Regions from separate parts of the Homo sapiens genome. Here region 1 is linked to region 2. The links are chromatin contacts, found by Hi-C in ENCODE. All regions are on one chromosome and are shown on one strand. Each heading gives the region's core, a stretch centred on a gene start or an enhancer-like site at or near the end of the contact. The rest is flanking DNA. Distances are from core to core; before and after follow the strand shown. Region 1 has its middle 140 kb from the start of SSTR1. Region 2 holds the start of TTC6 (tetratricopeptide repeat domain 6).

Evidence for each region. A loop is a pair of places that touch in the nucleus more often than their neighbours do. Pooled maps may share reads with other maps.
Region 1: a pooled map shows a loop between it and region 2 (20-fold over the local background). The contact joins the enhancer-like site here to the promoter of TTC6 in region 2. A Hi-C loop is called at or near these places in 5 of 50 pooled maps.

The regions. Positions count from the first base shown.
Region 1 is chr14:38,062,260-38,069,988 of GRCh38, reverse strand. No RefSeq gene overlaps it. Among named protein-coding and RNA genes, the nearest start is that of SSTR1, 140 kb to the left of the region's middle. Within about 2 kb of position 4,733, at least 5 of the 41 ENCODE cell types and tissues checked have a DNase peak (open chromatin) inside an H3K27ac peak, as active enhancers do.
Region 2 is chr14:37,592,634-37,599,929 of GRCh38, reverse strand. It overlaps TTC6 (tetratricopeptide repeat domain 6), which reads right to left and starts at 4,301. Exons shown (of 33, transcript NM_001310135.5): 1 at 3,922-4,301. It overlaps FOXA1 (forkhead box A1), which reads left to right and starts at 4,681. Exons shown (of 2, transcript NM_004496.5): 1 at 4,681-5,029; 2 at 7,219-7,296. The coding sequence starts at 4,958. RefSeq lists enhancers at 1-74, 75-746, 3,173-4,372, 3,886-4,745.

The sequences.
Region 1 (7,729 bases), core at 3,484-5,983, 470 kb before region 2:
ATATTTTCATGAGAGGAGAGAAAAAGGAAACCCAAAACAATTTGCAGAGTATCATTAGACACAATGGATTATATTTGACCCTTTGCTTCTTTTACCTGGGAAATTTCAACAGAAACTCAAACATCCACTTACCTCACAGACTTTTGTTAAATCATTACAACTTCAAGGAATGTGTTTCTTGAGTCTGAGATCCATTTGGGTTGAATCCATATACAGCACTTATGTGATGGGATTGGTTCTCAGACTGTATCCTCTCTTATGACACAAACAGTGGAGGGTTAAAATTTTATGTGTGTATCTGTGTGGATATGCATGCATGTGTGTGTATTTATGTAGTCATGCATGTAGAGAAAGACACATAGAAAAAGAGAGAAACAGCAATAGGAAAACGAGACAAGAGGAAAAGTAATTTGAACAAAAATAAAACAACAAAAATTTCTTACAAATTAGTATGTTTTAGTTCATGTTTATGGTAGAAACTGTGAAGTGAAAAGAGAATGAAAGAGCTGGAAATGATCTTTTTTGAATAAATGAACTGAACTGAAAAAGAACTGATAGTGCTCCCTAACCATGGAAATAATTGTAATGCTTTCAATAAAAGTTGTGATTATATAAATAAAGAGGTCTAGGAGATAATCTTTACAAATGGTCTGAAAGGACAATGCCACCAATGTTTTGGAGGGTCTCAGTATGTTCTCCTCTCATGGTTCAAGGCAGTTTAAGATTATTTTCAGAGATACCTGAAGCCATAGAACTGCTATTTTTTTACCCTCATATTAAAACAATAAATAAAGAACACCCTGAATCTGCAAATTAGATGGGCACACATGTCCTCGTGGGAAAATGATATAGAATGGCTGATACTGTAACACAGTTTGGTAATTTGATTAGTTTTCAAGCTTGAGAATGCACTTCCATTCAGGTTAAAAAGCAAGCTGCCAAGTGGGGTATACAAGCAGGCTGGCCTGGTTTTATTAACAGAAACTGTTATGTTTTAGATGACAGGGAAAATATTTTGTATATTATGCATGTGTATGTTTATTTTCATGTACATGGAAAATATCTAAATAATATGCACTATATCCTTTTAGTGATGTTGCAGTGAGGATCTTTGGGAGTCAAATGGTGATCTTTTAATTTTGTTTTTGCTTATTTTTATTTTCTAACTTCTGCAACACATATGTTTTGTTCTGTAGAAATAAAATGCTATTAAAAATAAAAATAAAATAGCAAAATCATAAAAGATAAATAAGAAAAAAAGTGGTGTACACTCTCAAAGAAAGGAAAGACAACATAAGAAAGTTATATGAATAAAATAGTTTAACCTTAAATGTGACAGACACTCATGTGTGTTGAGGAGAAAAATAGAATTAAAAAATCCTACAAAATTAAAAAATCCTATAAAAATCCTACAAAAGAAATAATTGGAGAAGCCATTTTTATATAAGTGATAGTAAACACTGAATTATTTTGAAAACATATAATGTAGACTAAATTACAGATACAGAGTATAATAATACCAGTGTATGAAGTACAATAAAAAGTTATACTTTAACAAAATTTAGGAAGTGAACTCTGGAAGATAGGAGTAAAAAGAGTGAGATTTTCTCATCTGTCATAAGGGAGAGCCAATAGCTTCTATCTAAAGATGATCAAATATAGGAACTTGTGGATATTTAAATGTTTGACTATATCCCAGGAAAAGCATAATCATGAAAATATGGAGAAGCAAAGAAGGGTTGATAATACACCAAAATTACTGTAGAAAATCAAGATACTTATAACAGTAGTAATCATAAGTTTTGGAATAGAGCTGAAGCAATAGTTGGTGGGAATTTATTGCATGTTATTTAAAAAAATTAAAAGTAAGTGAAGAAAATAGAAAAAAGTAAATGCAGAGCAAAGAATATCCTATGAAAAGTATTTTTAAAAGAAATAAAAGTAAAATTTATTTCTATAAAATAAATTAGGAATAATGAATAGGGGAATAATAATTAGCAAAAAAATGTTGAAAGCTCTCAATATAAATTTGAAATATCTGGATGAGGTCATAATGCTTTAAAAAAATAACTAAAATTAGCCCCAGAAAGATAAAATTGTACGATTACACTTAAGCATCTGGTCAAGCTCTGATAAGAATCTGATAAGAACTTACCCTCTAATGAAAAAAGTCCAGAATTGTTTTTAAAAATATAAAAGTTGAATATATCTGCAGGTAGGATAGATCATTTCAGTGTTAATTTATATTGTTCCAGAACTGAACAAGGGAAAGAAAGCCTCCAAGTCTTTTTTAAAGCAGTATAATATTGACACCCAAACTTGACAAACATAGCCCACAAGAAAGAATACAGACCCATCTCATTTATAATGAATAACAATGAAAACATTCTAAATAAAATGTAGCTAACCCATTTCAGTAGCACATTTAAAGATCAATACATCATAAACAAATAAGTAGGGTTTGTTCAGAAATAGAAGCATGATCTATGGAAATCAATAATAGAATATCATTAATATAATTCACTATAACAATAAGTAAAGGCAGAAAGTTTTCATTTCTGTAGATTAAAAAGTATCATTTAGGTAGCAAAATTTTAAAAATCCTGACTAAATCTGGAAAATACCCTCTATTGGTATACATTTAATAAAGGTAATTTACTAAAAGTTGTTGATGGTTAAACATCAACAACTTATTTATTAAAGTCAAGAACAAGATTTTTTTAAAGCTTTAATCTACACTATTCAGGAAGTGCCGATCAATCCAATTATCTAAGAGAAAAAAATAAAGGTTTTAGAGGAAAAGAGTTAGCAAAATTATCTACAGATGATACAATTGTATGCTTGTGAATCTTTAAAATCCTAGGGAATCAGAAAAAAAAAAGAAACCACAAAATAATTCACTCATCTAACTGCTACAAAATTTGTATACTAAAACTCCAGTAGCTTTCCTATATAAAAACTATAACCAATTCAAAAATAGTATAAGGAAAGATCCTATATACCAATACCAACACTCACGTGCACACAAATACATACATACAACCAAGTAACAAACAAGAAGTGGTGGGGAAAACAACATCACAATTTTCTTAGGGACGTGAAAAATATAAATAAATGGATATATATATATACATATATATATATACACCTTATTATTTGTTAAGAATACTCAATAGTAAATATTTCCATTTCCCATAAATTAATCTAAATATTTAGTGAAATATCATTTAGAATAACAACTTTTTGTAAAGAGACCAACTATTTTTACAGTTTAACTGAAAAAAAAGTAAATATGTGATGATAATACCCAGAACATTCTGAAAATGAATAGAAATGTGTATAGAGGCAGGTAGGAGAGTGTAGAGAAGCCAAGGTGTCCAGACTGTGGAATGGTTACAAAGAGTTCAAAAATACATATAAGCAGATATGAGAATTAGTACAGTAGTCCTCCCTTATCTAAGGGGGATACGTTCCAAGACCTCAGTAGATGCCTGAAACCTTGGATAGCACTAAACCTTATAAATACAGTACTATGTTTTTTCGCACATATCTATGATAAAGTTTAATTTTTGAATTAGGCAAGTAAGAGATTAACAACAACAACAATAATAATAAAGAACAATTATACAATATACCAGCATCACTACTCTTGCACTTTGGGGCCATTACGAAGAAACGTAAGGGTTACTTGAATAGAAACACCGTGATACTTGTGGAGTCTTAATTGAGGAGAGGGAGTCAAGTTGGTGGAACTGAGGGAAAGCAAAAAGAGAAAGCAGATAAGCTCTAAGTCTGCCTTTCTTCTTGGTCCAGGATATGTAGCCCTCCTGTGCAAATAACACAATCTTCCTGTACCCAGCTATCACCAGATCCTCAGCTGACTAAAATTTAAAAAAAGTTAGTTAGGATACTGCAATTTTGGCATTATTAGAACTGCACAAAGCCCTCCTCAGCACACAGCATAAGCACCATCCTATAAAATTCCCAGGAAGCCTTTGTCTCTTTGCAGTTAGCTCCTCTCTTGCTAACCTGTCTGTAACCACTCTTGCAACATATTTCCATACTTTCTCTATTAAATCTGCCTTTCTTTACCTACAGCTGTCTTGTAAATTATTCTTACCGCCACACCACTGGCCTCAAATAGTTGCTGATCACCCATGACAACACTGATGCAGACAAACCCCCAAATTGGTGCTCAATCCAGAGGGTTCTTGGCTTCATTCAGGAAATAATTCAAGAGACAGCAGTGAAAGAAAGCAAGTTTATTAAAGATTACAACAACAGTGTACAGCAAAATGGCTGTCCATAGACAGAGCGGGGCTCTCCCATAGGCAGAATTGCCCAGAGTAGCAGTGTACAGCAAAGTGGCTGCTCTATAGGCAGAGCAGGCCAGAGCAGTAGCAGCAGTCCCAAAAAGGAGGAGGAGGAGAAGGAGGAGCAGCATCAGCGTACAGCAACAGTAGCAGTGCAGAGTAGCAGTTCCTGTAGATTGGTAGCTAGCTATGTTTATACCCACTCTTAGCTGTATACTAATTAAGGAGTGAATTATTCAGAATTTTCTAGAAAATGGGTGAGGGAGTTCCAAAACCATATAAAATAACTGCTGGGTTGTTGTCATGGCATTTGTAAACTGTCATGGTGCTGGTGGGAGTGTCTTTATGCTAATGAGCAGTGAGAGCAACTAGAGATCACTTTTGTCACCATGTGGTGGTTTCCACCGGTTTCTTCACTGCATCCTGTTTTGATCATCAGGCTCGTGATTGGTGCTGGGAAAATAAGTCCCGTTCATCTCCTACCTGAATACTGCTGCAGTCAATCTGATAACCAAGAGGGCCACTGAGTGACTAAAGGGCAGGTAGACAGCCTGGATACGCTGGACAAAGGGAGGATTCTTGTCCAGTGTGGACAATGCAAGGCAGTGTGAGATTTTATCACACTATTCAGAACAGCATGCAACTAAAACATTATTTCCAGAAATTTCTATTTAATATTATCAAACCATGATTGACCTTGGGTAACTGAAAATGCAGAAAGCGAAACTACAGATAAGGGAGTATGGCCATATAAGCAAATGATGGAGAAAGGAAAGATATTTCAATACATTTTGATGAGACAACCAGTTAGCAATTTAAACTAAAAGTATAGCTGAATTATTCCCTCACTCTTTATACCAAAATAAATTCCAGCTGATTAATTTTGAAAGAAAAAAATGAAGCCATAACTGTAATAAAGAATATATCCCAATTTTTCAAAATTCTGAAGTTAAAGAACTTTTTTAAAATCAAAACTATAAAATCCACAACCCATAAATATATGTCGATAAATTAGTTCCTATGAAGATTTAAAACTTTTCTGTTGTTAGAACCAAATAGTATAAACAAGGACAAAAGTTTTTTAAAAAGTGGGGGAGAGAATATTTGCAATATATTGAAAGATAAAATACTATTTTCCTTAAAATATAAAACTCTCAGGCTAGGAGAAGTGGCTCATGCCTATAATCCCAACACTTCAGAAGGCTGAGGTTGGAGGATCACTTGAAGCCAGGAGTTCACGATCAGCCCTAACAACAAAGTGAGACCCCCATCTCTACAAAAAACAAAAATGACACAAAGCTTTATGTAGAAATTATATATGTGTATACGTTTTATATATATGCACATATATAAAACTTCTAGAAATCAATAAGAAAAATACCCCAAATCTTTTAGAAATATAATAGGCATTTCACAGAAAAATAAACACATATGGCTTATAAGCAGATGGAAGGATGCCCAATTCTTCTCATAAATAAATGCAAATTAAGGCAAAATAAAGATAGTATTTTTTAGCTGCCAAATTGGCAATAGTTTGATAGTATACAGCCTTGGCAAGTTCGTGAGGAAACAGGAATTATCACACACAGACAGTGAATGTACACATTATCACAACTTCTTTGGAAGGGAATTTGACAGTAACCATAAAAACTAAAAATGTGGATATCCTCCAACACAGAAATTTGATTTTGAGGAATGTATCCCATCGATACTCACATGAGTGCAACTGCAATGTACAAAAATGTTTTAAAGCATAGTTATATACATAAACAAACATTGGGAGCAACCTAAGTATAATCATAATTAGACTGTTAAGTGCATGAGACTCTATTTTCTGGGTGGTTTCACCACTTACTAGTTTTGAAACCCTGAACAAGCTTCCTCAGCACTCTTGCCCCAGGTTCCTCATCTGTAAAGCTGTGCCAAAAGAAATACTGTACATGTTTCATTGGATAGTTAAGAGTAAATGAGTGAACACATAAGTCAAAAGGCAAAAAATACACTTTAGCTTAAAGATCTTAACTTGGCTTTATTTGCAAGTCCAGAATCCAGCAACAATTCATTCTATAAAGTATAATATGTGTTCCAATGAGCTGAGTAGAATAAGTTGGCTTTATAGACAGAGAGCTGAAGAAAGCAGAAACAAAGAACAAAAAGCAGACATGTTATTTCAAAGTTACTTTCCTTGTAAGGTGCAAACAGGGAAATAAAACAATAGAAAAATGACCCATTAGTTAACTTCAGGTAATCCCAGGTTACTTTTTGTTGTAAGGATTAAAGGCAGAGGGAATTTCATTGCCATGCAGATTAAAACTAACCTATTTGGGAAATTTGGTTATCTCTCTCTCCTGATTTCTGGAAAGGACACATAACAACTCAGTTTCCATGTGGTGAGTAGAACCTCAGCATGACGGACTCCATTCTGGTTTTTAGTCTGATCTCTTGGGGTCTAGTGCAGGAGCTCAGTCCAAAATAAGGACCTCCTGTAATTTTTATTTAACACATATAAAGTGCTTATGACACAATATGTGTCTCATTTATATGTGTATATGTGTATATAAATTACATACATATACACATGTATATATGTATACATATGTAAAAGTATCTACACTAGTGTAATATTAAAAAATTATGTTAAAACAGTAAAAATTCATTCTTAATATGGAAGTATCTCTGAGATATATTGTTACATTCAAACAATAAGCCAAATAACAGAGTGGGTTGTGCTCTCATGTATGTTCAAAAAGATATGTATTCACATAAAGCTCCAAAATGATCCATGGGCAACTAAAGGTAATACACCTTTCCTACAAGATACATATGAAACTGCTTGACAGTTGTTGCCCATGTAGAAAGGGTCTGATATGATTTGACTGTGTTCCCACCCAAATCTCATCTTGAATTATAAGGCCCACCATTCCCATATGTTATGGGAGGAACCCGGTGGGAGGTAATTGAATCATGGGAAGGAATCTTTCCCATGCTGTTCTCATCATAGTGAATAAGTCTCTTGAGATCTGATAGTTTTAAATATGGGAGTTTCCCTGCACAATCTCTCTCTCTCTCTCTGCCTGCTGCCATCCATGTGAGATGTGACTTGTTTCTCCTTGCCTTGTGCCATGATTGTGAGGCCTCCCCAGCCACATGGAGCTGTAAGTTCATTAAACCTCTTCTTTTGTAAATTGCCCAGTCTCAGGTATGTCTTTATCAGCAGTGTGAAAATGGATTAATACAATAAATTGGTACCAGGAGTGGGGTGCTACTGAAAAGATACCCTAAAATGTGGAAGCGACTTTGGAACTGGGTAACAAGCAGAGGTTGGAACAGTTTGGAGGGCTCAGGAAAAAAAAAAGATAATGTGAGAAAGTCTGGAACTTTCTAGAGATTTTTTGAATACCTTTAACCAAAATGCC
Region 2 (7,296 bases), core at 3,052-5,551:
TGACCGGTGTGAACAAAAGTCAGTAACTCGGGGGCCACAACGGCGGGAGACGCGCGCGGCCGCGGGGACCCAGGTCTGGGCGGGGTCGCCATATCGGTTCCGGGGGCCTCGAGGGAGGTTTGTTCCCGTTTCCGCGAGGCCCTAGGGGGCACTTCTTCCTTCCAACGCTGTCGACTGCCCAGCAGGGGAAATCGCCCTTCTCAGTCTTTCTCATTTGAATACATGAAAATGCGAGTTGATTTTGGCAAGGCGATGCTCTCCCGTGGCCAGAGGGACGGTTTTGTCGCCCGCGGGCGAGGCCGGGTGGGGAGCAGCTCCGGCTCCGACATCCGGCTGCGGGTGAGCTAGGTCCGCGCCCGGAGCAGCTCAGAAACCCGGCGGCGCTCAGGCAGGAGTAGGGGAAAAGACAAACCCAGTGGCTGTTTTTGTTTGTTTGCTTCAATAAAATAAGTGAAAGCCCTGGGTATGTTTATGCGTTGCTTTTACACACAAAGACACACAGACACAAGCACACGCACACACAGCCGGGGTTGAGGCCCGTTACGGGTTAGGACTCTGTACAGAACTGCCTGCAAAGGCCCGTCAAGTGGTCCCAGGGCCCCTACCTACTACAGAGTTGTGAATTAATCCCTTAAAGATTTAATGATGGAACCAAGGGAGAGAGGAAGGAAGATGAGGAAGAAAAATAAAAGGAAGGCAGCGAAGGAACGGAGTTCGAACCCTGGCCAGGCCCATACTTCTCTCTCGCGGGGGACCGCAGTCTCGCGGCTCCCTGGCCCCTTCCCCAGCTCGGCGCACACATCCACCTGCGAAGGCCAGGCACACGCACGTGTGACCCCTTGTTTCCAGCGTCCCAGGCCTTCCTCACTTCTAAGCTGAGCCGTGTCCCAGTTGGGGTCGGCTTTGAACCGCGTTAACGACCACAGGTCTTAGTTTCATTGCATCCGATTCTCCCCTGCAGAAGGAGGACTTAAGCTTCTTATCTGGGTGGGGGGTGGGGGCCCGCGGAGGAACTCGAACCACTCCACACCAAGCATGGCTGGGTTGCTGAAGCCGTCACCTGACAACAACCCCGTCCAGGGAAGGGTAGGCAAGGAAAGGGGGCAGGCGAGGGACAGCCACAGAGGGAAGCCCTGGAGAGACTCGAATGGGCACCGCAGAGCCCCGCCGGCCCAGGCCCTGCTGTCTGCCAACCCTGCGGTCCTGCTAAATAGGAAGGACCCTGTCGCCGCGAGAGGCCGCCGTCTGGGCCCGGGGCCCGAGGCCCGAGGCCGCGGCCTCTCCTTCCACCTTTCGCCGTCGTCTCCCTCTGCTTCTACCTGCCTGGTGAATATCTGAGGAAGGGGCTCCCAGCCAGATCCTGCTGGGAAGTGTAAGCTGAGGCAGCCAAGCGTGGTCAAAGGACCGAGTGCCGCTCAGGTACTGCGGGACTGCGCCGGGAGCAGGCCCCACGGGTGTAGCAAGGGCAGCTTCCGGGAAGGGCGGAGCCGCTTCCTCCGCTGGCGGCTACCCGGAGTACCCGCGCACCCTACAGTCCTCACTGCCGCGGATCCCCCACTTGAGGAGCCCGCCCTCCCCGCGACCTGGACCGCCCCAAGCTGTCGCAGACCCGTCTTAAACACAGGCAAGTTTAACCCGGGACACCGCAGGAGCCGCCACGTGCCTGCCCTCGCGGGTACCCTGCCCCGAGTCCACCCATCCTCCCCACAGCTGAAGACAGGCCTGGTTTCCTCCAACGAGCAGCACAATCCTTGCAAAGCACAGTTTCCAATGGTGTAGGTGCCTATTTGGGAAAAGAGGTTGGAAAAGAGCAGGCTGCAGCCGCTGGACCTGGCTACCGACTGGCCAGCAACTCCCAGACAGCAGCATTACTTTATGTATGTATGTATGCATTTCCAAGTCAAAGACCCAACACGACCCTGCTGATTCGCTTTTAAACCTCAGGGAAAGTGACTGGCTGGCATCTGGGTACACTAGAACCTCACCTCCTAAATTTGTTAGGTATCTTGCAATGCGGCCACTGAGATGGAGAGAGGCTGGGAGCTGGACGAACGGCCATCTCTCCTTCCATCTTGGCCTCGGCTCTAAGAACCTAAATCCCTGACTGGGATGCGTGCGGAGTTCAATCCAGTATCGCCTGGCGGTGCTCCCCGGAGGCGCCTGCGGGAAAATTCAGCTTTCCCTCTCCACGACAGGAGGCGCTGTTTTCGTGGAAATCCCCCGGCTGCGAACCTGGGATCCCTGACCTGGATCAAGTCTCCGAAGCTGGCAGAGTCCATTCTGCATCACCGGTCTTGGGCTTTGAAGAAGCCTAGGAGAAATTCCGCTTCGGCCATCACGCTATGAAAAGTGGATTTTTTTTTCTTAAGTCAATTTTTTTTTTTTGAAAATATGAGACTTAGTAGGTTTGGGAAGTGGGCTAAAAGAACATTTGATATTGTAATTGACCCCCCCTTTAAGGTGACAGTGTTTTTCCCCTACTTAAAGCGCCAACTTTTTTGTGCACTATAAAAGCTATTACTATCCATAAATTGTTACTCTCGGTAGAAAATAACCTAGTCTTGCTCGGTGTTATTGAAGAGCCAAGAGGGTATTGGAGAATCACCTCCAGAAGGAACAAGGAAGCTCATTAGCACTGAAAGTCCCCCGGATCAGGCCCAGGAAGCTAAGCATCCGTATACTTTACAAATGGAACTAAAGTCAGCTACTAATGGGAACTTTGCACAAAAGAATTAGTTTCTGACACACAATTCGCAGATACATTTACACAAACTGATGGGACAACTTGCAGTCACAGGAGCAGGCTGCATTAGGGAGGGTTCCTGCCCTACTGAGTTCCAGGTGGATTTAATTTCACTCATTCCTTTCCTTATGATGTGACGTTTCTACCCCCCCACCCTTTTTGTAAAAAAAAAAAAAAAAAATGTAATCCAATGCTTTTATCTTTTTTTATTTCCTTAACTGCACATCTTCACCCTCTCTGCTCCCCTGCTGACTTAAGAGATTTGTTTGGTTCAGGGATTTAAAGTGATTCTCTTGCCAGATTTCAAGTAAAAGAGATTTAAAAGAACAAAGCACAGGGAAAAAGGTATCTGTTTGGAAGACAAGTTAAAACACATTTCTTAAAATGAGATTAATAACATTTTAAAAACTTTGCAAAACAAGAAGATTTTGCGGATTCTTAATTACTTTAGATTTTATTTTATTGTTACTTAAGGAAACCTAGTGGTTCTACAGGCAGTACAACAAACACATGGTCACAGACACTCAGAAACACACACAGTCACACATGCTCAGAAATATACAAACGGTCACACACTCAAAACACACGCACCATCTCCCAATCTATCACCAACTAATTGCCTATCACCCGGTCACTTCAGTTGTTCTCTCTCCCAGGACAAGTGGGCAACCACCACCCAGGGCCTCATGAGAGTAAAGAGACTTTGCGTTGGGAAGACTCTCCCACCGACGTCCAGGACCGATTAGGAACCAAGCGAGCCCCTGAGATCTCAGCCCGGACCCTCCGGGTCACAGACAGGACCAAGCGCCGCTGCGGGCAGTCTCGGGCTTCTGCCTGGCATCTCTTTCGCAGTGCAGATGCGTTCCCGCGCCCAGGCCCTTGCTCTCCCAGCTAACGCGCGTGTTATGGGAGATGTCCCCTCCCCCTGACCTTTTCCTATCAGAAACCAGACGGTCGTCTCCAGCTCACTCCCTGAAGCGGCTGAAGGGGGGCGGGAGGAGGAGCCCGGCAGGGGGAGGACGGCCCGACTTGGGTCCGCCTGCCCTATCACACAGACATCTGCTCTCAGTTTCTTCCTCTTTGTGGTCGCTACAGATGACAAGGGGAGAGGAGCGGACCGAGGCGGAACAAAAAAAAAAAGTTATGTCATAAAGATATAAACCGGTGCTGTGACTCACCTGCTCTTAGCCGCAGGTACGAGTTTCGTGGCAGCGCCTCCGCTCTGCTAGCCCGGGGCCCGGGTCGGCCTAACGTCACTTGGCTCGGCTGACTCAGATGACCCGGTTTCTAGTGACGAAGCAAAAGTGGGGCTTTTTCCCTTTTCTAGTCTGAAGCTCTCAGGAGGAAAGAAAAAAAAAAGTCTGTATTCTCCAGTCTCCCGGGGTTGAACTTTGGGTCAGGAATCAGGAGGGAGGAAGCAAAGAGCAGGAGGGGCGCGAGACTGGGCCGCAGCCCGCGCTCGGAAGGTGGCGTGTACCTCTGGGGAGGGACCCCGGGGTCAGTTATCCCACAAGGTCTCTAAGCCCAGTCTCCGACGCCACCGCCCCCGGCCTTCTCCGGCTGCGAGGTTCCGATCCAGAGCCCTAGCCCGCCCGCCCGCCTGGCCCCGCCTATTTTTTCTTTTTCCAAAGGGGGTTACACCCCCTCCCTCCCCATTTCCCTCTTTCCCTAGCCTCCGGGCCTAAACCAATTACACTGCTTTGCAAACAAAGTGAGGGCCCCGCTTGGGGGAGGGGTCGCGGGGGAGGGGTCGCGCGCAGCGGTGAAGCGGCGGGGCGGGAGGCGCGGCGGCCGGACTGGCGGGCGGCCGCCTTGCAGGTGCACCTCGGGCTTTGTAGGTGCGAGCGTCTTTGTGCGGCGGACAAATGGGGAGAGGACGAGGAGGTGGGCACTCAAGCGACGTAAGATCCACATCAGCTCAACTGCACTTGCCTCGCAGAGGCAGCCCGCTCACTTCCCGCGGAGGCGCTCCCCGGCGCCGCGCTCCGCGGCAGCCGCCTGCCCCCGGCGCTGCCCCCGCCCGCCGCGCCGCCGCCGCCGCCGCGCACGCCGCGCCCCGCAGCTCTGGGCTTCCTCTTCGCCCGGGTGGCGTTGGGCCCGCGCGGGCGCTCGGGTGACTGCAGCTGCTCAGCTCCCCTCCCCCGCCCCGCGCCGCGCGGCCGCCCGTCGCTTCGCACAGGGCTGGATGGTTGTATTGGGCAGGGTGGCTCCAGGATGTTAGGAACTGTGAAGATGGAAGGGCATGAAACCAGCGACTGGAACAGCTACTACGCAGACACGCAGGAGGTGAGAGGCAAGGCGAGGCGGGCGGCCGGTGGGGCGCCGCTGGAGCCCGTGCCGGGGGAGGCCGGGGAGCGGTGGGCGCCAGGCAAGGCAGGCAGGCGGGCCGGGGGCGCCTTCTCGGTGCCACCGCTGCCCGCCCGCCGGTGTGGCCCCGGCCGGGCCTTGGCCGGGCCTGGAAGCGGGACCTGCTGCCCTGCTCTGTCCCGACTCTCGCAGCCGGAGAGGGAGTTTTAGGAAACTCCGGGCTTTGAAAACAGCGGCTCTAGGAAGCGCTTGCCTCTTCCCAGCAGCGAGCGGGAGCAGGAGCCGGGCCCGGGGTGCAGCGGGCGGGCGAGCGCCGGTGCGAGTTGGAAGCAACTCTGAGAAAGCCGGAGCATACCCACAAGGCGACCTCTTCGTCCCACCGTTTAATTCGCAGACGTCTTCTGATTAAAGCGCTCTGCCGCCAAGTTGGGTGTCTCAATAATGAAACGATTTCTAAATTTTGTAAAACTTGTTCTTCAAAAGCCCTATTTGGGGAGAAGTGTGCTCCTTCTCTAAAACCGCTGGGTGGCGCTAGTGCGACCAAAATCTTCTTCACAACTCTGGGCCGAGAACCTGTTTCTCTTCATTGTCCCCTTGGTGGCACGTTCATGGGGGTTATTTTTACAATGTGCACAAAAGGATTACAGGGAAAACCAGTTACAGGGAGGACTACCACCTATTAAAAGTATTTTTCTGGAAACAGCTGGCGATTACCCTCCAAAAGTTTAATTACCATTATTGAAAACGCGTATTGGAACTGCCTTGGATAATCTTGGGAAGAGGGAAAGAAAATAAAGCCCCAAGGTAAAAAATACTTTTAAGACGTGGACAGAAAAATATAGGATCACGTAATATTTTGATGGTAACTGACTTATTTAGATTTATGTATTCACAAGTTTACCTCTGAGTTTATTTGCATACCATAGTTTACTGGGTGTTCCTATTTAAATCTATTTGTTCTCATATTTTCAAATTGAGTCATACTTGCTGATTAAAATAAACTTAAGGACATCATTATTCCTTATTAAATTACCAGAGGAGTGCTTTTTAATATGCCTAGGTTTTGTATGTTTAAAATACTGTACCTAATGCATTCCCACATCGCTATTGATAAGGATTTTCGCTTGTTGATGATTTTAAAAGGAGCTCAGAGGTCTTCCAGAGATTTAATTCTGACGCAGTCATCTCGACCCCACCATTCAATTAAGACCCCTAGCGAAAGTACTTTCTTACATGTTAAAGCTGAGAATTAGGAAATACAATAGCATTAAGAGAAAATAAGTAGAATTTGATTTTCGAATTTTAAATTATTCAAGACTACTCACGGAATCTCAAAGCCAGGCGTTGAAATCATCGGCAGCAACATCAGCATGTGAAAAAAAAAAAAGATTTATTTTGACAAACTGTGTCACCAAATTTTTCAAACAGGGGACTGTAAAGTGGTGACAAAATTAATGCGAGTTTCTAAATAGCTTGCAAAGGTGTACATGTAAAGTCATGTTAAAATAAAATGCATATAGCACTTTGAGATTATTATAGCACCCCCTCCCAGCCCTTTCTGTTATGGATCTACTTTTAGTTTTATTTTTCCAAAACTTATTTAACTCTGAGTTTGCTTCCCTTTTAACATTACAGTTGCTACAAGCAGGTAGAAAACACTACTTCTAAATACAATAAACAACAAAAAGTCACCATAGGCAAAAACCCCTAGGACAATAAAGCCACTTGTTGGGAAACAGATGATTCAGGGGGTCCCATGTCCATAGGTGATTTGCTCTATCAACGATTTCCCCCCAAAGGGCGCTTTGCCGAGGCTGGTTGGGGTGGAGACTTGGGATACCGCCTGGCGTGGATGGAGGAGGCGATGAGGGGGCCCTGGAAGCCAGCCCCTGAGCCTGGCGTGTAAGGCGATTACACATCTTCCTGGGGTCATATTTTCTGTGAGCGTTTATCTTTCATGCCTGCCGCGCTAGGATTTTCCCCCTGCCGTGCAAGACATCTTTGCTCGGTCTGGGGAGGGCGCTTAGCCATTTGCCCCGGGTGGGGGCGTCCCGTGTTCTGCAAAGTGCTCTGCACTTGCCCCCGGGTTAGGTCCCGGACGGCCGCCCTCCAGTGCCCACCACTAACCCCGCCCTCCGGGGCTTCTTCACTCGCTGTCTCCACTCCAGGCCTACTCCTCCGTCCCGGTCAGCAACATGAACTCAGGCCTGGGCTCCATGAACTCCATGAACACCTACATGACCATG